5 separate regions of the Homo sapiens genome follow, and regions 2, 3, 4 and 5 are each linked to region 1. A link is a contact called in ENCODE Hi-C or POLR2A ChIA-PET data. All regions are on one chromosome and are shown on one strand. Each heading gives the region's core, a stretch centred on a gene start or an enhancer-like site at or near the end of the contact. The rest is flanking DNA. Distances are from core to core; before and after follow the strand shown.

Evidence for each region. Hi-C counts contacts between places; a loop is a spot of excess contacts on that map. ChIA-PET counts read pairs that join two places held with the same protein, here RNA polymerase II (POLR2A). Pooled maps may share reads with other maps.
Region 2: a loop to region 1 is called in a map of chondrocyte, with 7 times the contacts of the local background. The contact joins the promoter of SLC29A1 here to the promoter of SRF in region 1. A Hi-C loop is called at or near these places in 1 of 168 maps with a recorded cell type or tissue (chondrocyte) and 8 of 50 pooled maps. POLR2A ChIA-PET finds 5 or more read pairs at or near these places in 1 of 52 experiments (WTC11).
Region 3: a map of sigmoid colon shows a loop between it and region 1 (7-fold over the local background). The contact joins the promoter of TAF8 here to the promoter of SRF in region 1. A Hi-C loop is called at or near these places in 6 of 168 maps with a recorded cell type or tissue (CD4-positive, alpha-beta T cell, CD8-positive, alpha-beta T cell, ascending aorta and 2 more), 2 of 37 single-sample maps with no recorded cell type and 19 of 50 pooled maps. POLR2A ChIA-PET finds 5 or more read pairs at or near these places in 2 of 52 experiments (GM12878 and activated B cell).
Region 4: a loop to region 1 is called in a pooled map, with 8 times the contacts of the local background. The contact joins the promoter of FOXP4 here to the promoter of SRF in region 1. A Hi-C loop is called at or near these places in 1 of 168 maps with a recorded cell type or tissue (CD8-positive, alpha-beta T cell), 1 of 37 single-sample maps with no recorded cell type and 7 of 50 pooled maps.
Region 5: a map of B cell shows a loop between it and region 1 (17-fold over the local background). The contact joins the promoter of NFKBIE here to the promoter of SRF in region 1. A Hi-C loop is called at or near these places in 1 of 168 maps with a recorded cell type or tissue (B cell), 3 of 37 single-sample maps with no recorded cell type and 7 of 50 pooled maps. POLR2A ChIA-PET finds 5 or more read pairs at or near these places in 2 of 52 experiments (MCF 10A and OCI-LY7).

Annotation. Positions count from the first base shown.
Region 1 is chr6:43,169,903-43,172,602 of GRCh38, reverse strand. SRF (serum response factor) reads right to left here and starts at 1,334. Exons shown (of 7, transcript NM_003131.4): 1 at 434-1,334. The coding sequence starts at 946. RefSeq lists enhancers at 1-115, 1-374, 1,401-2,130 and a silencer at 846-1,425.
Region 2 is chr6:44,222,145-44,224,844 of GRCh38, reverse strand. It overlaps SLC29A1 (solute carrier family 29 member 1 (Augustine blood group)), which reads right to left and starts at 1,250. Exons shown (of 13, transcript NM_001372327.1): 1 at 1,204-1,250. RefSeq lists enhancers at 171-320, 563-1,421 and a silencer at 1,011-1,410.
Region 3 is chr6:42,049,213-42,051,912 of GRCh38, reverse strand. TAF8 (TATA-box binding protein associated factor 8) reads right to left here and starts at 1,389. Exons shown (of 9, transcript NM_138572.3): 1 at 1,327-1,389; 2 at 400-556. The coding sequence starts at 1,371. It also overlaps a transcript of CCND3 not described here. RefSeq lists enhancers at 663-1,214, 884-1,433, 1,215-1,766.
Region 4 is chr6:41,545,101-41,547,800 of GRCh38, reverse strand. FOXP4 (forkhead box P4) reads right to left here and starts at 1,420. Exons shown (of 17, transcript NM_001012426.2): 1 at 934-1,420. The region is part of intron 1 of FOXP4-AS1 (FOXP4 antisense RNA 1); the gene reads left to right. RefSeq lists silencers at 104-253, 544-723, 794-1,473, 1,804-2,073 and an enhancer at 1,624-1,733.
Region 5 is chr6:44,264,105-44,266,804 of GRCh38, reverse strand. It overlaps NFKBIE (NFKB inhibitor epsilon), which reads left to right and starts at 1,254. Exons shown (of 6, transcript NM_004556.3): 1 at 1,254-1,823. The coding sequence starts at 1,459. RefSeq lists a silencer at 1,040-1,709 and enhancers at 1,628-2,127, 2,520-2,700.

The DNA.
Region 1 (2,700 bases), core at 85-2,584:
GCTCCAGCCTCCTCACCTCCATACCTTCTCGTTTGCTCCCTGCTTTTCCGGCGCCCTCGTCCGAACACCGGAGTGCACTGGACCTACTGATCCCGGGTTCTCATTATCCACCTCCCCGGCAGCCTCGTAGCCTCCCATCACCGCTCCTCACCCCTTCACTCAGCAAGGGCCCTCTTCCTCTCTGGCGCCGGTCACTCCCACCTCTGCGCCTTTCCCCACGGTTGCGAGCGTTCGCGGGATCTCCCCTCTCCCCACATTTCCCCGGCGGCCCCTCCCCTTCGGCCCTCCCCGGGCAGGAGCCATCCCCTCCCACACACCTCCTGCGGACTCGCAGCCTCTCACCTCCGCCTCGGCTCTGCGGTCCTCCCGGGCTCCCTTTGCACATCCCCACCCCAACCGGGCCCCGGGGCCGGCCAGCCCCCCGGCTTGGTACCTTCTTCATGATGCCCGTCTTCCTCTTGCTGAAGGTCGTGTAGCGCCGCAGCTTGTTGTCGATGAACTCCATCTTGATCTTCACGCGGCCCCGGGTCTTCTTACCCGGCTTGGCCCCGCTCACCGCGCCGCTCACCGGCCCGTAGCCCCCGGTGGCCGCTGCCGACGCCTCGGGCCCACCGACCACCATACCGATCTCCATCTCGCTCAGGCTCCGCTTCAGGCCGCGCCGCTCGGCGCCCAGCTCCTCCTCCTCGCCCGACTCCGAGTCGCCCTCGCTGCCGCTGTAGAGGGCCCCCGCGGTGGGCGCCGGGGTGGTTGCCGCCGCTGCCGCAGCCTCCCGCTCCAGGCGGCCGGGCCCGAGCCCCGCGCCATTCCCGGGGACCCGGCCCCCGTTAGCCCCGCGTGTCCCGCCGCCGCCGCCCGGCCGCCCCGTCGGGGTCCGGTTCAGGCTGCCCCCCAGGGCCGAGCCCCGGCCCAGAGCCGCCGCGGCCCCAGCTTGGGTCGGTAACATGGCGCTCGATGCAGGAGGGCGGACGGGCAGTCAGCGAGGAATCGGAGCCGCCGCAGCCGCCGCCATCGGCTTCCCGGCTCAACCCGGCACTCCCGCTGCTGCTAGTGCCGCTATCGCTGCCGCGGCCGCCGCTGCGAACCCGGGGCCCCTGCACGCCCGGGCCGACCTGGGCCCTCACTTTCCTGCCCCTGTGGCCCGGGTTGCCCCAGGCCGCGCGCAGCGCCCCCTGTCCGTCTGCTAGGGCGGCGCGCCGGGCGGCCGTCAGCGTCCCCCGGGGGGCAGGGGCTGCTGGCCGCGGCCGAGACGGCGGGTGGAGGGGGCCGGGACCACGCGCTGGCGGCGGAGGGATCCCCCGACCCTTCCCCCCATATAAAGAGATACAATGTTTCCTTTTATGGCGAGGCCGCTCCTTATATGGTGAGCCCCAGCGCCCCCGCCCCATTGGTCCGTGGTTCCGGCACCTCCGCTCCCCATTGGCCCACAAGAGGGCGCTTATTTGCATAGACATACCGAACTCGTTGCTGTCATCTCGCGTCAGACCGCGACTCTGAGAGGGGTGGAGCCGACGCCTCTTAAAGGAACCGGAGAGCAGGCACGATTCCGCCTCCCTGAACCCGAGAATGATAGAACGGTTTGGGAGGCACCCGCGGAGAAGGAGGCTGGGACTGGAGCGCAGTCTTGCGGAAGAGAGGGAGCAGCACTAGTAAATGGGCACCGGGACCGCTGGAGGCAAACACTGGGGAAACCCCTGGGTGGATTGTGGGGTTTGCAGTAAATAAAAAAATACAGCCCAAATTCCAAGGGAGGAGTGCAGGGATTGATTGGAGCATTTCCTCACGCCTTCCTAAGGGAGGCACAGTTATTGGCTGAGCGGAGAGAGCTTGGGTCCCCGCCCGGTGTCCAGACTCGTCGCGCCCCAGCCTCTCAGCTCTAACTTTTCCCCTACCCCCAACTTCCCTTCCCTTTCCCTCGCTTTTGTAGGCGACGAAACTTTCCCACCGGGCTGGCTCGAGGATCTTCATTCATCATCCTCTGCACTGGGGGGTCTTTGGCAGACATACATCTGGAAAAGGCTGGTGGAGGGGAGGGCGAGAGAGAGAGATCGGCCTCCCAGTCCTGAGGCGGGCAGGGAGGAGAGACGGAGATCAGGGAGGAGAGATGGAGATCAGTGAAGACTTCCAGCTGCAGGCTGGACTTGGGGAGGAGGACGTCCCGAGGATAAAGCCCACCCTACAGCCAGTGCAAAGACTTGGGAAAGTGTGGCCCGACAGAAAGTTTAAGCCCAAGCAAGCACGCTCGCGCACACACACGCACATACACACACTTCTCTGGAAAGCCCGTTGGAGAAAAAAAAAAAAGTTTCACACAGGGTATCGCTCTGTCGCCCAACCTGGAGTGCAGTGGCGGGATCTGAGCTCATTGCAACCTCTGCCTCCCGGGTTCAAGCGATTCTCCCACCTCCGCCTCTCACGTAGCTGGAACTACAGGTGCGCGCCACCACTCTGGCCTAATTTTTGTATTTTTTGTAGAGATGGGGTTTTGCCATGTTGCCCAGACTGGTTTCGAACTCCTGGCCTCAAGCGATCCTTCCCCCTCGGCTTCCCAAAGTGCTGGGATTATAGGCATGAACCACCGTGCCCAGCAGAAAAAAAAAAAAAAAAAAAAAAAAACTTAAAAGATTAGAACTGGGGTGCTGCAAAGTGAGGTTCAAGCTCTGGGTCTGGGTCTTTTCTCCAAAGCAGTGAAAATAGCTT
Region 2 (2,700 bases), core at 1-2,500, 1.1 Mb before region 1:
GATACCAGCTCAGAGCATCTGGTGTCCCTCCAACTATGCCTTGGCCTGCTGAGGTGGGCCCCTGAAAGTAGCCACCAAATTGAGTACCTCCCTGCCTCCAGACTCCCAACACCTCTCCTGCAATTCTCCACTCCCAGGATTTCATATGGGGCTAGCCACTACCTGCAGATCTCTTGTCTTTTCTTCACAACCACCCATAAGCTAGTACTAGCACTGAATAGATGGGGCCAGCTGAGGTTCAGAGGGGTTGAGTCACTTGCCTGAAGTCACAGAGCTGGTGAGTGGAGGAGCTAGAATCCATATTAAATGTTCAAGCTCCTTTTGGAATGGAGAGAGGTATAAAAGCTGCTTCTCAGTTAGCCCTGTAGACTGGGAGGTGGGGGGAACTCTGATTCAACTAAAGGGAAAAATGAGGTGGAGACCAAGATCATTCCCAGCCTGACTTGAGTGTCAGGCAGCTCAGCCCCGCCCCATCACACACATCCTGGCATGGGGAGCTTACACAAGCAGGAGGAAAGTTGGAGGGTCTGGAGGCCACCGAGAGGAGTAGGCAAAGGGACTACCACAGGGCTGCAGAGAGACCCCTAGAGGTGTGAGGGCAGGGTTGGAGCCAGCCTTGACCTACGACTGCTCTCTCCTGGTAAGCAAAGCCGAGGACTGTTTGTCTTCACCCTCTCATATACCCTCACAGTAAATCAGTAAATGAAGACGTGCGCAGGAAGGAGACGCCAGGGATACGAGTTTAGCCAGTAAAAGACCGGGGTTAAAGAGACAGCCCCGCACCTCCGCTCGCGAGCCTGCACCTCCGCTCGCGAGCCTCCATCCCCATCCCCATCCCCATACCCCTCCGCCAGCGCAGTCAGCGGCACGGCCCCTCCCTGATACCGACCAGATCGATGGGGATCACCCGTCCACTCGCCTGCCCCTTGCGGAGGTCAACGTGACCGCAGCCTGTTTTAGGCCCGGGAGCCAGGCCGCCCCGCCCAGCTTGGGTCCCGGTCCCCGCAGGGTCCTCAGGCTCCCTGGCCCGTGCGCGCCACGTGCTGCGCGGCTCCGCACGCTCCGCACTGGGGCCCCACCCGGCGTCCCTTCTCCGGGCTGCGGAGCCGTCAGGCCCGCCCTCCCTGCCCTCCGTGGCAGGCGGGCAGCGGCGTCTTCCGCCCCGGCAGTCCCCAGTCCCCAGTCCCCGGCCCCGGGCAGCACCTGCCGCAGAAGCACTGCTCCCGCGCTGAGATCCGCGCGCTCTCGCTGCAGCTTCCCTCTCCCGCCGGGGCACATTCAAACCCGCCCTCCGCTGAGCTCGCCCCGCCCTGCGCCCACTGCCACCTCCCCGACGCCCGCGGCCCCGCCCCCGGCCCACCCCTGCCACCCCGCGGCGACTCCGCGCGCTCCGCCGCTCCCACCCCGAGCCCCTGCGCCCCCAGGGCCGCCTGGTCGTGTTATTGCGGTAGATAGGACCTCTTTGGGCCCTGCCACACCAAGGCTGTCTGTCCATCGTGTGGGGTACATGGGGCTGGAGGGTACAGCCACACATTAAGGACCTGCGCAGACTCCCATAAAATTCATCTCGGGACTGTTCCATTTACACACCCGCTGCTCAGACCGGCCCCGACGCTCCACGGCCCACTCCACCTCAGATATTCCGTTATCCCTTCCCAAGCCCTGCCCACGCCGCGCTTCCTCCACACTGCACCTTTTTCCTCCCAGCGCCCTCCCTTTCAGCGCCCCCTTCTTTCTTTCAGTCCCCCTCCTCTTCTTTTCCTTCAAAACTGCTTCTGTCCCCACCGCGCATTTTCTGTGACCAGCATGATGGGTTTTCCCATCCCTGACACATCCAGTCCCAGCCACAGACGCGCAAACACCACCCCACTCACAACTTTGACTTGGAGGGGGTATGTGCCTCTGCCTGTGCTTGCGTGTGCGCGCGGAGGGGGGTGGGGCAAAGCCCTCCAGCTCCCTCATAATTCACCCTTTCTAAATCCAGCACTTTGGAAAACTGAGGCACAGGTGGGAATGGGAAGAGAAAAAGCTAGGAACAGCCTTATATCCTCAGTGAATCCTATTGTCCCAGCCATCCTGACAGGCGGAAGCCTTGCTGAGTATGTCTTTCACTAGCTAAGGAGGAAGGTGTGGGCGTGCTGAGGGGTGGTCCAGCAAGTCCCTCCAAGGGAGGGGGAGGGAGGCCCTCTCTTTGGTCGGGCAATAAATGGGGTGGGGTGGGGGGCACTCCCTGCCCTTCCAGCAGTACTCAGTGCTAGAGGATGATCCTAAGGCTGGAAAGGTCCTGAGGAGAAAATCCAACCCACGCTGCCCACCCCATGCCCACTGACCCGAAGGGCTTGTCCCCTAGAGAAGCCACAGACACTGATTAACAACTGGCAGTACCTCACATCATAGGGATAAGGTAGTCCTACCCTGTCCCCAGAGAAACAGACAGGGCCCTAAGGAGAGAGGTGGCTTTTCTAATTAGGGTCAGTGGCTCTCCCCAAGCTACTCCAGAATGGGTGTCCCCAGCCTTCTGTTTCCATGCCCCACAGAGATGACACACATATTCCTTCCCAACCCTCCCCCACCCCACCCCCATCCCCCACATCCCCGCCAGCCCTAACCAGAGGGCAGGAAGATGGGTTTAGGTGGTATTTTTCCAGGCACAGCCCCATGACTTGAGAGTGGCTTCATGTCTGTCCACAACCCCCTAAT
Region 3 (2,700 bases), core at 140-2,639, 1.1 Mb after region 1:
TTCACTGTAACCTCTGCCTCCCAGATTCAAGCGATTCTCCTGCCTCAGTCTCCCGAGTGGCTGGGATTATAGACACCTGCCACCACGCCCAGCTAATTTTTTTGTGTGTTTTTTAGTAGAGACGGGGTTTCGCCACGTTGGCCAGGCTGGTCTTGAACTCCTGACTTCAGGTGATCCACCCGCCTCAGCCTCCTAAAGTACTGGGATTACAGGCGTGAGCCACCACGCTCGGCCCATTGTGCTGTTTTCTTTTCTCAACTTTTTACATTAAAAAAAATTTTTTTTCTCCCCTCTTAAGAAAAAAGTTTGTTTCTTAAATCCTCTCAAACACTATCACAAAGCAGGGCACAGAACTGATGTTGGGGTTGACTCCAAGGCCAAGTGTTTCCATGTACTCACAGCTCTGCAGCATCTCTGTCAGCGTTTCCACGGATGCTTTCTCGGCACTCTCAAACCCTGCCTCTGTCAGCAAGGAGCTCACAACCACCTGCAGGGTTCTCCTCCGGGCCAGATGATAGTTATCGGCAGGGTTAGTGGACTGTTTACTTCCCGATCTCTGTGAATCAGCAGAGAGATTTTCATCCACAGGAGAAGGATGCAATCACATAGTTCATACGTGGTCAACGGCAAGCAAAGTTATTTTACTAAATAATTTTATTTTAAAAATCAGTGCTTAATGTTTAGATTTACAGATCTTGGCCAACTGAGTAAAAATTGAGCACCCAAGGTGCTTTAAATACAGAGACCACTTCTCCGCTTACCTAAAACGTACAGTCCCAATGAGATAAAATAGCAGGTCTTTTACTTTCTACTTTAGCAGATTATTAGAATACATAGCTGAAGAAACACGCATGATGGGATTAAGACGTGTCCCGCAGAAAAAACAGGATCCCTCTCTTGTGCCTCCCATCTTCACACCATTTCATTGAAAGGGAAAATGAAAACAGTAACAAGAGGTGACCGCGAGGAGAGGAGGGCAAAAGATAAAAGCACAAAAAAGTAAGAAAGCTAAATATTTTGAAACGGGAATGCCTTTCAACTTTGGCCGGCCAATAAGAAGGCGAAAACGGCATCTTCAGACCAATCGGGGGTGTTCCGGGCTCCCAACCCCCAACAGCGAACGAGCCAATCAAGACACAGGTCCGCCAACTCCGGAGGCCGCAGCCAAGTCCCAAGGAGGGGGCGCCTACGGCCTGAAAACACCCTCCGCCAGTCGGAGCTCATGATGGGGCTGAATTTCTGGGCATTATCTTGTTGCTCAGTCGAGGGGAAAGTTGCAGGATACCCAAACTCTCTCGGCTCCGAGCCCGCGCTTCCTGCCCTTACCGTTCCGGAGCCACCGGCCCCAGCTGTGGCCGCCGCGTCGGCCATCTTGTTCTGGCGTAGTGTGCGCGAGCGCGGGGCGCGATGGGACTTGTAGTCGCGGGGCGGGGCGGGGCGGGGCGGCGTGCGCCCCTTGGTTTTCCGAAGCCCAGTCGGTTGGGGGACGCCTCCGGTGACCCCGGCTCACGTGACTTTTTTTTTTTTTTTTTGGATACAGAGTCTTGCTCCGTTTCACAGGCTAGAGTGCAATGGCGCGATCTCGGTTCACTGCAACCTCCACCTCCCAGGCTCAAGCGATCCTCCCGCCTCAGCCTCCGGAGTAGCTGGGATTACAGGCGGGCACCACCACGCCCCGCTAGTTTTTGTATTTTTAGTAGAGACCGAGTTTCGCCATGTTGGCCAGGCTGGTCTCGAACACCTAAGCTCAAGCAGTCCGCGGCCTCGGCCTCACAAGGTGCTGGGATTACAGGCGTGAGCTACCGCGCCAGCCTCACGTGACCTTTTGAGAGTGAAGTGTTCTGGGGCCTTCAGTGGCTTGGTTGTGGGCCAGGAAAACGCGCCCGGTTTCACTGAGTTAAAAGAAACCTATTTTAATATGAAAATCGGTTCTTATAAAGAGCATACCAGGAGATCATCTACACTCGCAGGGTTTTCCAAACTTGTCTTATTATTAGTAACACCTGGCTGGGCCCAGCCCAATCCCAGTGACTTCACTCTCTGGAAGAGGGGCTTGGGAATCTTTCTCATTAAGGAGCTCCCCAGATGATTCTTCTGAGCGAGTAATGTTGGGAAACCCTGGAGCATCCAGCCTGGTGATTTTGTGCTGAGGGCCGCCCCGCCTGTCAATGGCCCACTTGGAAGTAGAGCCTGGACCACCTAGTCCAAGTCTATCGCTGCATCCTGCTGCCTTCGCGCCCTCGACCCGCAAGTATTTGCGAGGCAAGTCTAGGGGGCGGGAGACTTGTCCCTTGCCGCCTCACTCCCAGGGCGTGGGGTGCCCGCGGCTACCAGTGGTTTTCTCCCTAGCCTGTCAGCCCCTCTAGCTGCGCCGTGTTCGTCCCCATTTGCAGGTGCCTGGCAGGACGCAGATTCTGGGCTTGGATCCTAACACTAGCCAGCTATGGTACTTCGGGCACTTGACCTTAATCCTCAGTGTGTCTCAGTTTCCTCTTCTGTAAAGCTGGGGGAAAGATGAGATGATACACAGAAAGAGTCTGTCACAGTGCCTGACGTGTAGTAAGAGTCAAGAAATCGGCCGGGCGCGGTGGCTCTCGCCTGTAATCCCAGCACTTTGAGAGGCCGAGGCGGGTGGATCACCTCAGGTCAGGAGTTCGAGACCAGCCTGACCAACATGGTGAAACCCCGTGTCTACTAAAA
Region 4 (2,700 bases), core at 171-2,670, 1.6 Mb after region 1:
TCCTCAGTTGGGGCGGGGGGGGGTCCTGCTCGGTCACTCCGGGCTCCTTCCCTGGTGGCCTCCGGGCCCCCGTGGCCGCCCTCTCTTCCCCCCTTAAGTGGTGAAGCGGGAGCTCTCTCCACAGCGGGTGAGTAGAGGTGTCAGCCAGATCGTTTCCCCACCCTCCACCTCCGGCGCACAAATCACAGGGGCCATTTCCAGACGCTCTCAAGTCCCCAAGAAGTTTTCCGCTCTATCCCCGAGCTGACCGAGCGATGGAAAAGGGGCTGACTGGCCCTGGCACTTCCGAGGTGCGACCTCAGCAAGACAAGTCCCCTCTTCACCAGAGACGACACGGCGGGTAGGACCGCGATCCCCCGCTCTCTTGCCCCCATTTTCATCTGTCTCCGGCGCGTCCTGGGGAGTCCGGTACCGACTAGAGTTGGGGGGAGCCACTTCCCTTCCCAGCTCTGGAAAGTCTGGGCCGGGAAGTATTCTTTGTCTGACTCGGGGCGGGGAGGGGGTCGCGCCCCCGTACACCCCATTCCCAGAGGCCCGGCGGGGAGGGGGCGGGGCCCAGATTCTTGGGGAAGGGCGGGCCTCGGTGGCCTCTCCGGCCGCCCCCCTCCCCGCCCCGGCCTCCGGCTGCCCCCACTCCCGCCGCGCCACAGCCCCCACCTGTTCCCGAGGCAGCTCCGGCCCGCTGGGGCCCGGGCCAGGGGCGGAATGTCGCGGCTGCGCGGGGTCAGTGCGCCACGGCCGGCCCTGGCTGGAACAAAGTGCGCCGGCCCGGGCCCGGCTCCTCCTGGCGCCCGGCGCCCAGCGCGTCTCGGGCGGGCAGTTTGCAAACACAAAGTGAGCCAGCGAGCGGGCGAGAGAGTGCGCGAGCGAGGGAGTTGGTCTGGTCGCCCGCCCAGCCCCCACCCACGTCCCTGGGCCCGACCCGCCACCTACCTGTCCCGCCCGGCCGCTCCGTGCGGGCTCCGGCCCGTCAGCCCGCGCGGGGCATGGGGCTCGCTCCGGTCGCAGCCCGGGCCCGCCGCCGCCCGCCGGGGCTGCCCTTCCGCGCCGCCCCGCGTCGCGCAGCTCCCGGGCGTCCTCCCAGCGCGCCGGGCCGACCGCCGCGCGCCTCAACCCCGCCGGGGCATGGCACTTTGTGGGCTGCTTGGCTCGCTCCGGCTCCGCTCTTCCTTCCCGGTCCTTCCGCGACGCTCGTCAGCTCGCTCCGGCTCCCGGGCTCCCGGACCCCGGCGTCCCCGCCCCCGGCCCAGCCCTGGTTCCGGCCCGGGCTCCTCCCCGCCGCGCCGCCGCCGCCTGCGCCGCGCCCTCCTCGCGGGCTGGGGGCTCCGTCCCGGCCGCCGGCCGCCGGCCGCACTGTCCGGTCCGCAGGGACGGCGGGCTCCGGACTCCGAGGGGCTGCGACTGAGCCTGGGCTGCGAGTGGCTGCGAGCGGGCGGCGCGCGGGCGGGGCGGGAGGGGGCGGGGGAGGAGGAGGGTGGAGAGGGAAGGAGGGAGCGCGCGGAGAGCGAGGGAGGAGGGAGCGAGAGAGCAAGCGGCGGAGGGAGGGGAGACCAACTTCTAGTGCTACCATAATTCGCCTAAAGCAGGTGCAGCAACTTTCACCCCGCCTGGCAGCCCGCTGAGAGCGAGAGAAAACCACGTGCACCAAACTTTAGGGGAGGAAAAATGGGAACGTGGGGAGAAGACGTGAGGCGGCAGATCTGAAAAAGATGGTAGGTGGAGGGACCCCAGGGATTCACCCTGGCCTCGGACTAATCCTATGGGGCGCTTGCAAACCCCGGCCATCCCCTGGAGTCTGAAGGTACGGCCAAGTCCTGATCCCACACGGTTCACTGGTTCCCGGCGGGCTGCGCTCGGCGCGGGGAGTGGCCGGGGGCCCAGAGACGGAGCCAGTGTCAGGCCCGGGCCCTGTCTGGCCTCCCTCCTGCTCCCCACTGCGTGGGGGCTGGGGGTGGGCTTCCTGAGCCGAGGGTAGAAGGTGGGGAGGCCCCTTCAGGGCTTTGTGAACGGTCACCCCCTGGCGCGCACTGCCTCCCTCTGCGGAAAGGGAATTTCCCGTAAAGTGCTCTGCGAACCAGTGAAGAAGGGGCCCAAGGCCAGAGCCATGCGGGCAAAGTGAAGTGCAAAGTTGAGGCAATTATCCGGACAAATTAGATTGTAAACAAAACCCCGCGTCTCTGAACATCGCTTTTGCCCAGGGGGACTGGAGGGATTGTGGTGGTGGCGGCGATGGTGTGTTTGGGTTGGGAGGGGGAGGTCTGGGTGAGGAAATGCCCACGGCCCAAGGGGGAGGGCTGTGTTGTTAGCAGACGCACCACTCAGAGTCCCGTGGAAATCTCAATACCCGTCCCCCTCCCCGCCCCACACACGCCGGAAACATCTCCCATCTGTCTGCATGTGTTGGGGGTGGGGAGAAGTGAAGGAGGCCTCAGGGGTCCTCATGAAGTACCCCAACCCAGCTCAGTGATGCCGGGTCCCCATGACCAAGGGAGGATCCTGTTGTGGGATCAGGACAAGAAGACAGTGGCTCTTGAAGCCTCTCCTGGCCCTAAATCCTCAGGCAGGTGGACAAGAGGCTGGCATAGTATGTGAGCCCCTGTGGAGTGGGAGCTGGAAGCCTGAGGTGTGGGGTCGGAGCTGCAAGGATTGATGCTTAGTTGCCTGGGGGGAGGGGATTTCTTGGCCGTTCCAGTGGTCCTT
Region 5 (2,700 bases), core at 5-2,504, 1.1 Mb before region 1:
TGCGGATAACCCTCTAAGGGCATTGCTGGCGTTAGGCTGATAGCACTTGGAATAGTGGGGAGGAATGAGGGAATAAATCATGGAGCATGGGCTTAGGGCTCACTTGTAGTAGGGTGCTCCCACGGCCTTCCTAGGCCCAGGGACAGTGAAAGAGGAAAGATGTTTTGGGACTAAGATTGGGGCTGTGTTGGGGACCTGAGCAGAGTGCAACCCAGCATGTCTGGGGCCTCCCCAACCTGACCCCACTTCCTTGACTGCTGGGGTTGACCAGAAACTGTAACTACCCAAGGCCAGGGTTTCACCCTTTGAGGAAGAAGAAACTCCACAACCACTTTACTTTTTAGACAACAGTTTCCCTGAGAAGACGCTCTTTCCAAAAAAACATTTTCATGCCCAATTCCATGTGATGTGGGACGTTGACACAGGAGACTGTCTTCCAGGACCCAGGAGAACTGCTCCTTTAAAGATAATGGGAGTCCCCTTTCCCTACCCGTACCCCTGGGCACTGATAGGGAAAGATGAGAAAGCAAGAGAAATTGAGATAAATGGGCAGGGGATAGGAAGCAGTGCTTCCCCATCCCATCGCCTACATGCCCTCCCCCAAAGATGCCAGCTTGTACGGACAATTAATAGATATTTCTTTTAAAACAAATGAATGATCCGGGACCGGTGGCTCACAGCCTGTAATCCCAGCACTTTGGTAGTCCGAGGCAGGCAGATCGCTTGAACCCAGGAGTTCGAGACCAGCCTGGGCAACGTAGCGAGACCCCCGTCTCTACTTGTAGTCCCAGCTACTCGAAAGGCTGAGGCAGGAGAATCGCTTGAACCCAGGAGGCGGAGGTTGCAGTGAGCAGAGATCAACCACTGCACTCCAGCCTGGGCAACAGAGCAAGACTTCGTCTCAAAAAAATAAAAAATAAAAATAAAACAAATGAATTAAGAAATAGAAGTGAAAGAAGGAAACAGTACATGCGTGGAACTAATGAATGGAGTGAAGGAGGAAGGGGGAAAGAGTGAATGAATGAATGAATGAATGAGTGAATGAATCAACGAAGGAGTGAGTCAAGGCCCGGGAACCACAGACTCCAAGCCTACGCAGAGCCCGGGAAGGGGGATTCCGGAGGGGCGGGGCCTCTTTCCGGAAGCGCCCGCCGGGGGCGGGGAGGGGGCGGGGCCATCCGCGTGAGGCGACCCTGTTGGTCCGGAGGGGCGGGGCGAGGAGGAGGACCCGCTTGGGCGGTTCGGCTGCCCACAGTAACCGCTGGGTGGACCTGGCCAGCGCTCCGAACCTTGTCCTCGCTGCGCGCCGGCCCCTCGGAGCCCCACAGCCCGGGAAGGAGGCCGCCGCGGGCCGGGCGCCCGCTCTGCCAAGCGGACCCGCAACCCGGAAAGGCGGCGCGGCGGAGCCTGGAGCCGGATCCTGCTCAGACCGGGCCCCGGCCGGCCAGAGCCGCGGGCATGTCGGAGGCGCGGAAGGGGCCGGACGAGGCGGAGGAGAGCCAGTACGACTCTGGCATTGAGTCTCTGCGCTCTCTGCGCTCCCTACCCGAGTCCACCTCGGCTCCAGCCTCCGGGCCCTCGGACGGCAGCCCCCAGCCCTGCACCCATCCTCCGGGACCCGTCAAGGAACCACAGGAGAAGGAAGACGCGGATGGGGAGCGGGCTGATTCCACCTATGGCTCCTCCTCGCTCACCTACACCCTGTCCTTGCTGGGGGGCCCCGAGGCTGAGGACCCGGCCCCACGCCTGCCACTCCCCCACGTGGGGGCGCTGAGCCCTCAGCAGCTGGAAGCACTCACTTACATCTCCGAGGACGGAGACACGTGAGTATGGGGGCTAGGCTGAATCGGGATGCTAACTCTGGGCCTGCCCAAGAGCCGCAACAGGTCGGGCACCCCCACTCCCCCGTGAAGATCCTTCAAGTCCCCATTCGCTCTTCCAAACTCCAGACTTAACTCTCAGCCCACTTTTGAGGTCCAGCTAGGCCATGGAATCATCTCTGTCCTCCCATTTCGGGGTGGGCAGAGCTGGCAGGACCCTTAACCCAGCCAGCATCTTGGAAATCTACCAATAATCCACCCTTAGGAAGAGAAAATTCCCCTGACCAAGTCCAGTTTTTTTGTTTCTTCTTGCTGGGGAAGGGGACATCCTTATTTGCTCAATATCTGGGATTCCCAGTTCCTGACCTCAGAATGCTCTGTCTCAAGGAACAACAGGTGCCAGTTACAGGTTGCCAGTCGGGGCCAGGAAGCTAGGCATGGGGGGTGCCACCAGGGTGTAGGTTTGGGACTGGTCCTCAGGAGGATGGGGTGAGCCAGGCTGGGGCACTCTTGCCCCAGCAGACAGACAGGCGGCTGGCTGCCCCAGCTTACTTCCTCCTCTGCTAAGAAAGGGGAAGTGAGGGCTAGAGTCAGCGTCCCTGACATCCTCTACCTCCAGAGCCCCCAGTCCCACTAACTGTCGTGTCTCACTCCCTCACTTAACCCTTCCTCCTCCAGACCCAGATGGAGTTTGGTGGGAGTGGGCCAGAGGGCAGTTGAAGTAAAAGGCAGTTGTGTGGGATGGGTTGGCCAGTTGAGGATTTAGCCCCCCAGGAAGAAGAAAACATTGACAGAGGAGGGAAAGGTTGGGAACTGGGGATGAGAAATAGAGTTGGGGAGGGCTGGAATCCCTGGTCAAGGGTGCTCATATAAATAGGAG